2 separate regions of the Homo sapiens genome follow, and region 2 is linked to region 1. Evidence: chromatin contacts called from ENCODE Hi-C data. All regions are on one chromosome and are shown on one strand. The core of a region is the stretch at or near the end of the contact, and the rest is flanking DNA. Distances in the headings are between cores, read along the strand shown.

Region 1 (5,126 bases), core at 1,490-3,989:
CTCCTCTGTGTCTGTGTATAAAATCTTCCTCTGACCCCTCAGATGAGGATGCATGTGCTTGAGTTTAAGGACCATCCAAATAATCCAAGATAATGTCTGTCTCAAGATCCTTAATTTAGTCACATCATATCTGTAAGGGTTCATCCTTTTTAATGCCATATAAGGTAACAGTCTCAAGTTTCAAGAATGAGGATGTAGATATATTTCGGTGGGGGCATTATTAGCCTAACACAATCACTTTTAATTTCTAAAGTGCTTCTGTGCACATTTTCTCATGTCATTCTCAACATTTTCATGAGAAGGATAAATCCTGTCTCACTGTACCGACTCCACAGGTGGGGGACAGTGACTTAGAGAGCTGAGGGCATCCAGTTGCAGGTCTAGAAGAACTTCTGGGGCCAGTCTGTTCCCAAGAGGATGACTCCAGAGAGAATCGCCCCATTTCTGAAACCAGCATGGTCCCAGATGTTGGCCTGGACCCTGCCACTAAATAGCTTTGTGCTAACTGATATCTGCTAACTATGTGGGGAGGCTGAAAAAGCATGTTCTTTGTAGTCAGACAAAGCTGCGTTTGACTGTACTCAGTGAACTTGGGGGTTACTCACTTTCCTTGAGCCTTAATTTCCTCATCTGTAAAATGGGAATCATAGGAGAGGTGGGATAACATTTGCCAAACATGAATCCACCCTTAGACTTGAGATGCAAAGAAACGTTTTCTTTCTTTATGTTTCCACATGAAATCCCACCTGGTTTCAACTTGACCACTTGGCAAGAATCCCCCAGCGGTCACCCAGGGCCACTCTTCTCTTCCCGGGGACTTTGTTGAGATTCAGGGGGTAAGCAACTCAAGAATGGGCAGGTGAGGCCTTGGGAGGTGAGGCCTCAGGCAGATCAGGCCAGGGCCATTCACTCACCACCGGTAACTCCTGGCCCAGGTTCTCCCAGCCCACTGGAAGGTTTCTCAGAGGTTGTGATCCCGAGCAAGGCCACAAGGGGCTCCTGGCACTGTCTCCACAGGGGTCCTCCCAGGTAGGTGAGGTCCCAGTGCCCACCACTCACAGGACCCTCAAAAGTGCATCCTGTTCCAGTCCAGGTAGGCCCCCCATCCCCAGCCTATCTTTGAAACCGAGAGCCTGACCCTCCCCTGCCCTCAGGGATGACCTAGAGAAATACCCTCAGGTTATTCAAAAACAGGTTCTGTTTAGGGAGGTCTCTTGGAGGTCCTGACAAGTTCTCTTCTTTCCAGAGATTAAAACCCCCAAAACCTGTGTCTGTACCCCCTGAACCCCACAGGGAGTGAGGAAATCTCAGACAGGAAGAGTCTGGTCCCGCTGGGGGTGAGGTGGGTGTAAGGAAGAAAATTCCTTTTATTCCCTAGAGCATATAACAAAGAAAAAAAAGAACAAGAAACAATTCACTTTCTAGTGCACACCCTGGGACGCAGCAGATCTGGGCTGCAGGTGACTTCCCTGTCACGGCACCCCACCCCCTGCATTTTCCCTGGCTACCGTCCAACCAGAACCCGGAAGAGCATGAAGGCCCACAGCCAGTCAGTGACAGTAATGGTGATGGGGAAGGGGCTGCCTCTGTAGTTCATCCCCTGGCTGGGACTTCGTAGAAGGGAAGGTGGTGGCATTGGAAGGCGGATCCACTAGGGAACAGTGGGCTCAGCTGTGGAAGACAAAATGGAAGGACTGAGCGGCCCGGGACCCAGGCCTTTGGGCCAGCGGGTCAGGGAGCCCTCTCTTAGGCTTTGTTGGGAGGAGACAACGGTTAAGTGCTGACCCCTGGAAAGGGAGGCCCCTGGGAGAATGGGAGCTCTCTGGGAAGGGGGTGTCAGAAAGTAAACCTGAGAACAGCTAGGGCTGGAGGGTATGTTTTCATCTTCTAGGAAGTTGCAGAGAACGTTGGTCAAGCTGCGAGGGTGGGTGAGTTCTTAGAGGAGTGTTTGCAGCTGTGGGAAGAGTCTGCCTTTGGGAAGCTGGCGGCGCCTGCACAATCTCTTTAGTGCAACTCAGCCTCACTCACAGGCTGGCTGAGAGGAGTGTGTGGCTCTACGCCTCTGGTTGTTCTGGAACAGTCTGAGTTGGGGGAAGAGGGTGAGAGTTACTTTTTCAGCGGAGGCAAGTGCTGTCCACACTCTCTCTAGTTTTCTATCCAGACCACGTGGAAGAGAATAAATGTGGGACCATTGGGGAGTCTCCGTGGTTCTTTTTGGGTCCCAAGCCCTGATTGCTTCTCATGCTATCGCTGTGGCCCCAGCAGTCCTCGTAAGGAGCCAAGGTTCGGGGGGAGGTGCTTGATCTGTCACGCAGGGAGGAAGGAACAGCTGAGATGCAAGCCAGGTATGAGTGCTCCCCAGGGGTCCCCCCATATCTTAGCCAGCACGTGGTGGCCAGATGTACCCAAGACAGTTGTCTGGCAGCACCACGGGACTGGATATCCACTTAAACCTGAGGAGCCTGGACTTGTCTTCCCACCTGGGTAGGGTGTGGTATTCTGCGATGTTATCCATGCTTCTTTCTCTGGCATTTCCTCCTCTCCTTCTTCCATCTTCTAGTATAGGCAGCAGAAGAGCAAAAATACAAATAATCTGCTTTTGACTTCCAGCAGCTTAGGTCTTAGCACAGGAAAATATTTGAAAGAATGCAAATCAGTCAAAGCCAGTTCTTATTGCCCTGTGGCTAGATAACTTTTGGAGGGGATTGAAAGAAGAAGTGAGAGAAGAAGAGAGAGCCTTGGTGCTTGTGGGAAGGGAAGGAGAAGCAGACCCCTCTCTGGATCTGGGGACTGAGAGCAGAGGAGACACGCACCTCCAATTCCCCTGGGGAAGGCCTGGGAACTTGTGAAATCTCAGTACTGCCCTTGACTCATTACGGTGCAAGAGCTATAGGGCAGAAAGAGCCAGGTGTGGGTGTCTCAGTGCAGGGAAGTTGAGAGTCCCCAGAGAGGTACAGAAGCAGCCAGATGGCTCCTGGGTGTCGAAGAGGGGTTGGAGACAGTAGGAGTGGTGGTGGGGTGGAGAGGGAGAGAGACCATTTGGTTAAGCTGGGAGGCAGGAGCGAGGTAGGAGTCTCCATGGATCATCAGGACTGGCTCAGGAACTGAGACCAGCAGGGAATGAGAACATGTTTGTGGCCATGCAGTGAGATGACAACAAGGACCAGACCCCGCTGCCTGACATCTTAGCCACACGTAAGCCCCAAGTACAGCCCCAGGGCTGGCTGACAGCACTGAGTTAGTTGAAAATGAGTTTTAGAGAAAGGGGGCCTCAATAGAAATTCAGTTCACTTTCATTGAGCAGAAGTTACATTTCTTGCTTTTCTGGTTTCCTAATGACTAGATTTTTCTAGCCCAATTTTTCCAGCAGAGAATTAATTCACCTTTGAAGCCACCTGCTTCTGGTCACTTAATTGTAGAGGAACAGACAGAGATCACACACACTCATACACACTGACACACACCCATTACTGTAGAGGAACAGAGTCACACACACTCATACACACTCACACACACCCCAGTTATTGTAGAGGAACAGCGATCACACACACTCATACACACTCACATACACACCCCCATTATTGTAGAGGAACAGAGATCTCTCTCTCTCACACACACGTTATTGTAGAAGAGCAGAGATCACACACACTCATATACACTCACACACACCCCCATTATTATAGAGGAACAGAGATCACACACCCTCACACACACACCCCCATTATTGCAGAGGAACAGAAATCACACACATACACTCACACATACACCGCCATTATTGCAGAGGAACAGAGATCACACACACTCAGACACACTTACATACACACCCCCATTATTGTAGAGGAACAGACAGAGATCACACTCACACACACACACCCATTATTGTAGAGGAAAAGCGATCACACACACTCATACATACAAACCCTCATTATTGCGAGGAACAGAGATCACACACACTCATACACACTCACACATACAGACACCCATTATTGTAGAGGAACAAAAATCACACACACTCATACACACACACACACATTATGGCAGAGGAACAGAGATCACACACGCTTATACACACTCACACACACGCTCCCATTGTTTCTGCAGAAAGAGTTGTGCAGACTTGCTTTCAGTATTTCAAAAACTGTGAACAATGCTATCATTTGACAATAAAAGCACAAAAAGAGAGACATTTAAAAATTATTTCCCCCTCTGCAATTACTACCCCAGGCCTTTCCATGGGTTTAGAGATGAGGGGAGCAGAGAATGATGCCCACCTCCACCCCCTCTTCTCATCCAGTGTGGCTCTGAAATATCTCTTAATAAGAAGAAAGGTAAAATATTACATAATGTATTTGTTTATTTGACAAATATTTGGTAAGAACATAGCAGACATTTACTGTGCATTTACTGTGGCCGTGCAACCCTTTACAAAAAGTTGGCTTCCTGTAATCCTCCTGACAAGCCCTCAGGGTCTGTGATGGCTTTGTTTGGCCTGTTTCAGTCCTGTGCCAAGGGCTAAGGATTCTAGAAAGAACACCACCCAACCTGCACCCTGTGGAAGCTCATAGTTCAAGCAGCAGAGGTCAGTTCATCTCCCCACCCGTGCCAGAACGTGTGGGCTATGCAGACAGAGAAAGGAGCATCCAACTCTGACAGGCAGGAAGGCTTCCTGGAAAAGGTGATGCCTGAATTGGGACTTAAAGGATAAACAAGAGTTTGTTGGGGGAAGGGCAGTTGGCAATATGATCATGTCAATTTTACCAAATGCACCAAGGCCCTCTAGCCATACAAATTCTCCAACATGCCATAGATTGGCTACCCGCAGTCTCTGTTCCCTTGTCCCTGTGTGGGGTGCTCTCTGCCATCACCTGATTAATGAGCTCCCCCTCATCCTTCAAGTCTCAGCTGAGTGGCTGCTTGGCTGTGCTGTTTCCTGGACAGAATGAATCACATCCTCTCATACTTTCCCTGCCTCATCTGGGGAACGAGGTTGGATGAATGAATGATTGAATGAATGAATGCACAATTATCTAACCTCCCCACCCCCAAAAAATGAGGAGGAATTGGAATGATGTTGTTCTGCAGGGTCCCCTTAGATCATTATATTAATCCAAGTGTTTTTTAATTAC
Region 2 (5,126 bases), core at 1,340-3,839, 9.2 Mb after region 1:
CCAACTCAGCCCCCTGAGTAGCTGGGTTTACAGGAATGTGCCACCATGACCGCCTAATTTTGTTTATTTTTTGTAGAGACGGGGTCTCAGTATGTTGCCCAGGCTGGTCTCGAACTCCTGAGTGCAAGCGATTCTCTGCCTCAGCCTCCCAAAGTGCTGGGATTACAGGCGTGAGCCACCTCGCTGGGTCCCCACTGTTTTTTTTAATTAAATTTTTAGTAGAGATGGGGTTTCGCCATATTGGCCAGGCTGGTCTCGAACTCCTGACCTCAGGTGATCCACTCGCCTCAGCCTCCCAAAGTGCTGTGATTACAGGTGTGAGCCACCGCACTGGGCCCCCACTGTTTTTTTTTAATTGAATTTTTAGTAGAGATGGGGTTTCACCATATTGGCCAGGCTGGTCTCAAACTCCTGACCTCAGGTGATCCACTCACCTCGGCCTCCCAAAGTGCTGGGATTACAGGTGTGAGCCACCGCACTGGGCCCCCACTGTTTTTTTTAAATTGCATTTTTAGTAGAGATGGGGTTTCACCATATTGGCCAGGCTGGTCTCGAACTCCTGACCTCAGGTGATCCACTCACCTCAGTCTCCCAAAGTGCTGAGATTACAGGCGTGAGCCACCGCGCTGGGCCCCCACTGTTTTTTTTAATTGAATTTTTAGTAGAGACGGGGTTTCGCCTTATTGGCCAGGCTGGTCTCAAACTCCTGACCTCAGGTGATCCACTCGCCTCAGCCTCCCAAAGTGCTGGGATTACAGGTGTGAGCCTGCGCTCTGCTGATATTTTCTTGTTGGTGACTGCACGTTTGCCTTGAGCTGTGAGCTCTCATAGAACCAGATGACCATTTGGGCTCACTGTTAACTGTAGCCCTTCTGTGGATGCCCCGTGGGCACCTTCGTATCCATCAGTTTCATCTCTGGCCCTGGGAAGCGGGAGGAGTTCGGGTGGAGCTGGAGGGTTTTCCTTCCGACGAGGTATGTGGAGTCCCTCTGCGATCCTGTCTGGGGAGGGGAGAAAGGGGTGGCAAGGCTTCTCTAGCTGTCACTGGGTCCTTGAACCCCCGCTGGCCTGGTGCTGCTGCTGGTGCTGACCACACACAGACTCATGGGAGAACTGGGCAACTTGGCCACTGAATCTTCATTGTGGGTGTTTGCTTTGAATATTTCGTTTTCAGCTCTTGTGTTTCTAAGTACCAAAACACTTTTTTTTTTTTGTAAGAATTCCAGTGCACCAACAATAAAACCAAGGGACCAACTGAGCCATTTGGAAGTGGTGGCTGGGGACACCCATACGGTGGTGACACTTCTGGGTGACTGGCTGGTGCTGGGTGTTTCTGGGCTGCCAGGACAGCAGGAGGTGGGGGTGTTCTGTGCCAGTGAGCTTCGTGCTGCGATGTGGATAGAGGGCCGTCCTTCCGGCCGCTGCTGCTCTCAGGTCGCCTCTCATCGGCACAGCGGCGCATCACACGGCAGCAGCCTGCCTGGCTCTCCTGGTGGGTGGGGGCTGAGGGATGAAAACGAGGCACTCCCTCCCCACCACAGCCTACTCCCGTGGGTTCGGGGCGTTGGAACATTCTCCAAACCCCTCCTGCTGCCTGGCCAGGTCCAGCTGGGCACAGTGCACGCCCACCTGCTGGGCCCTCCTCACCGTGGGCTCCGCCCTGGGCCCTTTGGACACCTTCCCTGGCCCTGACAGCAGCTACCTGGGAATGCAGCATGAGGCAGGTGCCTTTTGCTGAATGAGGTGAACAGCAAGAGGGAGAAAAGGAGAGATCGCCTAGCAAAGCAGCGAGGCCAGAGGCTCCTGCCGAGCAGAGGAGGAGGGCCATTGGCGCAAGGACACACCCATCCCTCATCACACTGCTGGGACCTGCCTACCCTCTCTGCTGGCACGCCGGGCTCTGCCACATGGGCCTGTCTGGGCCTTGTCCTCCCCAGCTGCGGGGAAGGGCTTCTTTCAGTTCCCTTTGGGTGAACACAGAGGCCCAGCTCCTGCCGCTGTGTGTGGTTCTGGGTCACTCAGGACCACTGATAATCAAAACCACCAACTTTGGACTACACAGAGCTATTAAGGAGCTTAGCTAAATTTAAAAAAAGTGCAGCTGATATTTATGTCCTTTATGTGCCAGATAGTGCTGTAAGGATGTGGTGTGTCTCTAGGTATGTCAGCCCTGACGTTTGTGCCGTAAGGACCCGGAGTGTCTGCAGGCAGACCTGTCATCCCCGCAGCCCTGACGTGCGTGCTGTAAGGACCTCGAGTGTCTGAAGGGAGACCTATCATCTCCACAGCCCTGATGCCTGTGCTGTGTTGCTCCATTGCACAGATGGAAAGACAGGGGCTAGCGAGTGAGCAGCCAGTGTGAGGCCCTGCGGTAGCAGGTGGAGGGGGCAGGGTGTGAACTGAGCTGGGGCTGGCTCTGGCATCTGAGCTTGTTAACGACCGACTGGGCTAGAGGCAGAGTGGGCCGCACCCTGACCACCACCTCTGTCCCCCACTGCTGTGCCCCTCTGTCTCACTGTTTCCTGTGGTCCCTCCTGACTAGAAGAGACTCAGGCCTGCTGAGTAGCATGCAGCACAGGACGAGCCTGCAGAGCCCTCTTGGGACTTACACACTGGGGATTTGACAGCTCATGTCTGGCACCGCAGATAGTCTAGGAAAAGGTGACTCATCCAAGAGCCTGGCCGGAAACCCACAGGGTATTGGCCCAGGTGTGCCGAGAGGCTGGCCGGAGGGACCATTGTGATACTCAGAGGAAAACGCCTGTGGCCCATGGGGGGGCCTTCAGAAGAATGTCGGAGTTTCTCAGCTGGCAAGATGCCCCTGGTGGCAAGATGCCCCTGGTGGCAAGATGCCCCTGGTGTGGGGCCCCTCACCTGGACCAGAGGCCTTCCCTGAGCTTCTGTTTTGCAGGGAGGTGCCTGAGCTGCACAGCTTGCCTGGGAGGAGTCGTGGTTTCTGGGGGTGGGGCCTTTCGTAGGGCTGTGCTGGTGCTGTCCTGGGGGAGGGGGATGCTGAGCACGCCCGCCCGGGGCTGCTTTCCCTGGGAGGGATGCTGAGGCTGCCCAGGGCTGCTTTCCCTGTGAAGCAGCGTGACCCAGGGCTCTTGGTGGGGATGTGCCGTTTGCTCTTTTTCATGTGTCTAGCCCTTGGGAAGTGTTTTTGGTACTGCTGGTTCTCATGCTCTAGTCCTGGTAATGGGCTAGTGTGCTTGTTCTGGCTTTACTCGGTAGCGTTTATAACAGGACAGGATTCAGAGGACACTGTTGCTGAGGGAAAGTTTGTGCCACTTAACCTGGTGTTGCTTCTGGCCCTGCCTCTGCTGGGCGTCTGTCTGCAGCGTGCCTTGGAGTGTTTCCCTTGCTCTGCTGATTGCTGAAATGCAAGACCTGGGCCTCTGGAATCCCATTGAAAGAACTTGTTTAAAGAAACATCAGCTCGGTTTATTTCATACACAGCTACTTTTTGTAGATACTGAGGTTTTGTTGAGATGTTGGGGTGTACGTGCCGTGTGAGGTTTTGTTGAGATGTTGGGGTGTGCGTGCCGTGTGAGGTTTTGTTGCGATGTTGGGGTGTACGTGCCGTGTGAGGTTTTGTTGAGATGTTGGGGTGTGTGTGCTGTGTGAGGTTTTGTTGATGTTGAGGTGTGTGTGCCGTGTGAGGTTTTGTTGAGATGTTGGGGTGTGTGTGCCGTGTGAGGTTTTGTTGCGATGTTGGGGTGTACGTGCCGTGTGAGGTTTTATTGAGATGTTGGGGTGTGTGTGCTGTGTGAGGTTTTGTTGATGTTGAGGTGTGTGTGCTGTGTGAGGTTTTGTTGATGTTGGGGTGTGTGTGCTGTGTGAGGTTTTGTTGAGATGTTGGGGTGTGTGTGCTGTGTGAGGTTTTGTTGATGTTGAGGTGTGTGTGCCGTGTGAGGTTTTGTTGAGATGTTGGGGTGTGCGTGCCGTGTGAGGTTTTGTTGAGATGTTGGGGTGTACGTGCCGTGTGAGGTTTTGTTGAGATGTTGGGGTGTACGTGCCGTGTGAGGTTTTGTTGAGATGTTGGGGTGTGTGTGCTGTGTGAGGTTTTGTTGATGTTGGGTTGTGTGTGCTGTGGGAGGTTTTGTTGAGATGTTGGGGTGTGTGTGCCGTGTGAGGTTTTGTTGAGATGTTGGGGTGTGCGTGCCGTGTGAGGTTTTGTTGAGATGTTGGGGTGTGCGTGCCGTGTGAGGTTTTGTTGAGATGTTGGGGTGTACGTGCCGTGTGAGGTTTTGTTGAGATGTTGGGGTGTGCGTGCCGTGTGAGGTTTTGTTGAGATGTTGGGGTGTGTGTGCCGTGTGAGGTTTTGTTGATGTTGAGGTGTGTGTGCCGTGTGAGGTTTTGTTGAGATGTTGGGGTGTGTGTGCTGTGTGAGGTTTTGTTGAGATGTTGGGGTGTGTGTGCCGTGTGAGGTTTTGTTGATGTTGAGGTGTGTGTGCTGTGTGAGGTTTTGTTGATGTTGAGGTGTGTGTGCCGTGTGAGGTTTTGTTGAGATGTTGGGGTGTACGTGCCGTGGGAGGTTTTGTTGAGATGTTGGGGTGTACGTGCCGTGGGAGGTTTTGTTGAGATGTTGGGGTGTGCGTGCCGTGGGAGGTTTTGTTGAGATGTTGGGGTGTGCGTGCCGTGGGAGGTTTTGTTGAGATGTTGGGGTGTGCGTGCCGTGGGAGGTTTTGTTGAGATGTTGGGGTGTGCGTGCCGTGGGAGGTTTTGTTGAGATGTTGGGGTGTGCGTGCCGTGGGAGGTTTTGTTGAGATGTTGGGGTGTGCGTGCCGTGGGAGGTTTTGTTGAGATGTTGGGGTGTGCGTGCCGTGGGAGGTTTTGTTGAGATTTTGGGTTGTACGTGCCGTGGGAGGTTTTGTTGAGATGTTGGGATGTGCGTGCCGTGTGAGGTTTTGTTGAGATGTTGGGGTGTGTGTCCTGTGTGAGGTTTTGTTGAGATGTTGGGGTGTGTGTGCCGTGTGAGGTTTTGTTGCGATGTTGGGTGTGTGTCCTGTGTGAGGTTTTGTTGAGATGTTGGGGTGTACCTGCTGTGTGAGGGCCGGCCTTGTTTCTGTTTACTGATGCCTCCTGGGCCTCACACAGGGAGGGGTGAACAGAGGTCTTAGGGAGGG

The links. A loop is a pair of places that touch in the nucleus more often than their neighbours do. Pooled maps may share reads with other maps.
Region 2: a loop to region 1 is called in a map with no recorded cell type, with 21 times the contacts of the local background. The contact joins two enhancer-like sites. A Hi-C loop is called at or near these places in 3 of 37 single-sample maps with no recorded cell type and 3 of 50 pooled maps.

Annotation. Positions count from the first base shown.
Region 1 is chr10:123,389,537-123,394,662 of GRCh38, forward strand. All of the region lies in intron 6 of LINC02641 (long intergenic non-protein coding RNA 2641), which reads left to right. Among named protein-coding and RNA genes, the nearest start is that of LINC02641, 44 kb to the left of the region's middle. RefSeq lists enhancers at 2,429-2,808, 2,959-3,218, 3,319-3,428. Within about 2 kb of position 2,740, at least 2 of the 41 ENCODE cell types and tissues checked have a DNase peak (open chromatin) inside an H3K27ac peak, as active enhancers do.
Region 2 is chr10:132,569,467-132,574,592 of GRCh38, forward strand. All of the region lies in intron 1 of INPP5A (inositol polyphosphate-5-phosphatase A), which reads left to right. Among named protein-coding and RNA genes, the nearest start is that of INPP5A, 34 kb to the left of the region's middle. RefSeq lists enhancers at 870-1,640, 2,110-2,249, 2,410-3,179, 2,750-2,899, 2,910-2,959 and 3 more. Within about 2 kb of position 2,590, at least 20 of the 41 ENCODE cell types and tissues checked have a DNase peak (open chromatin) inside an H3K27ac peak, as active enhancers do.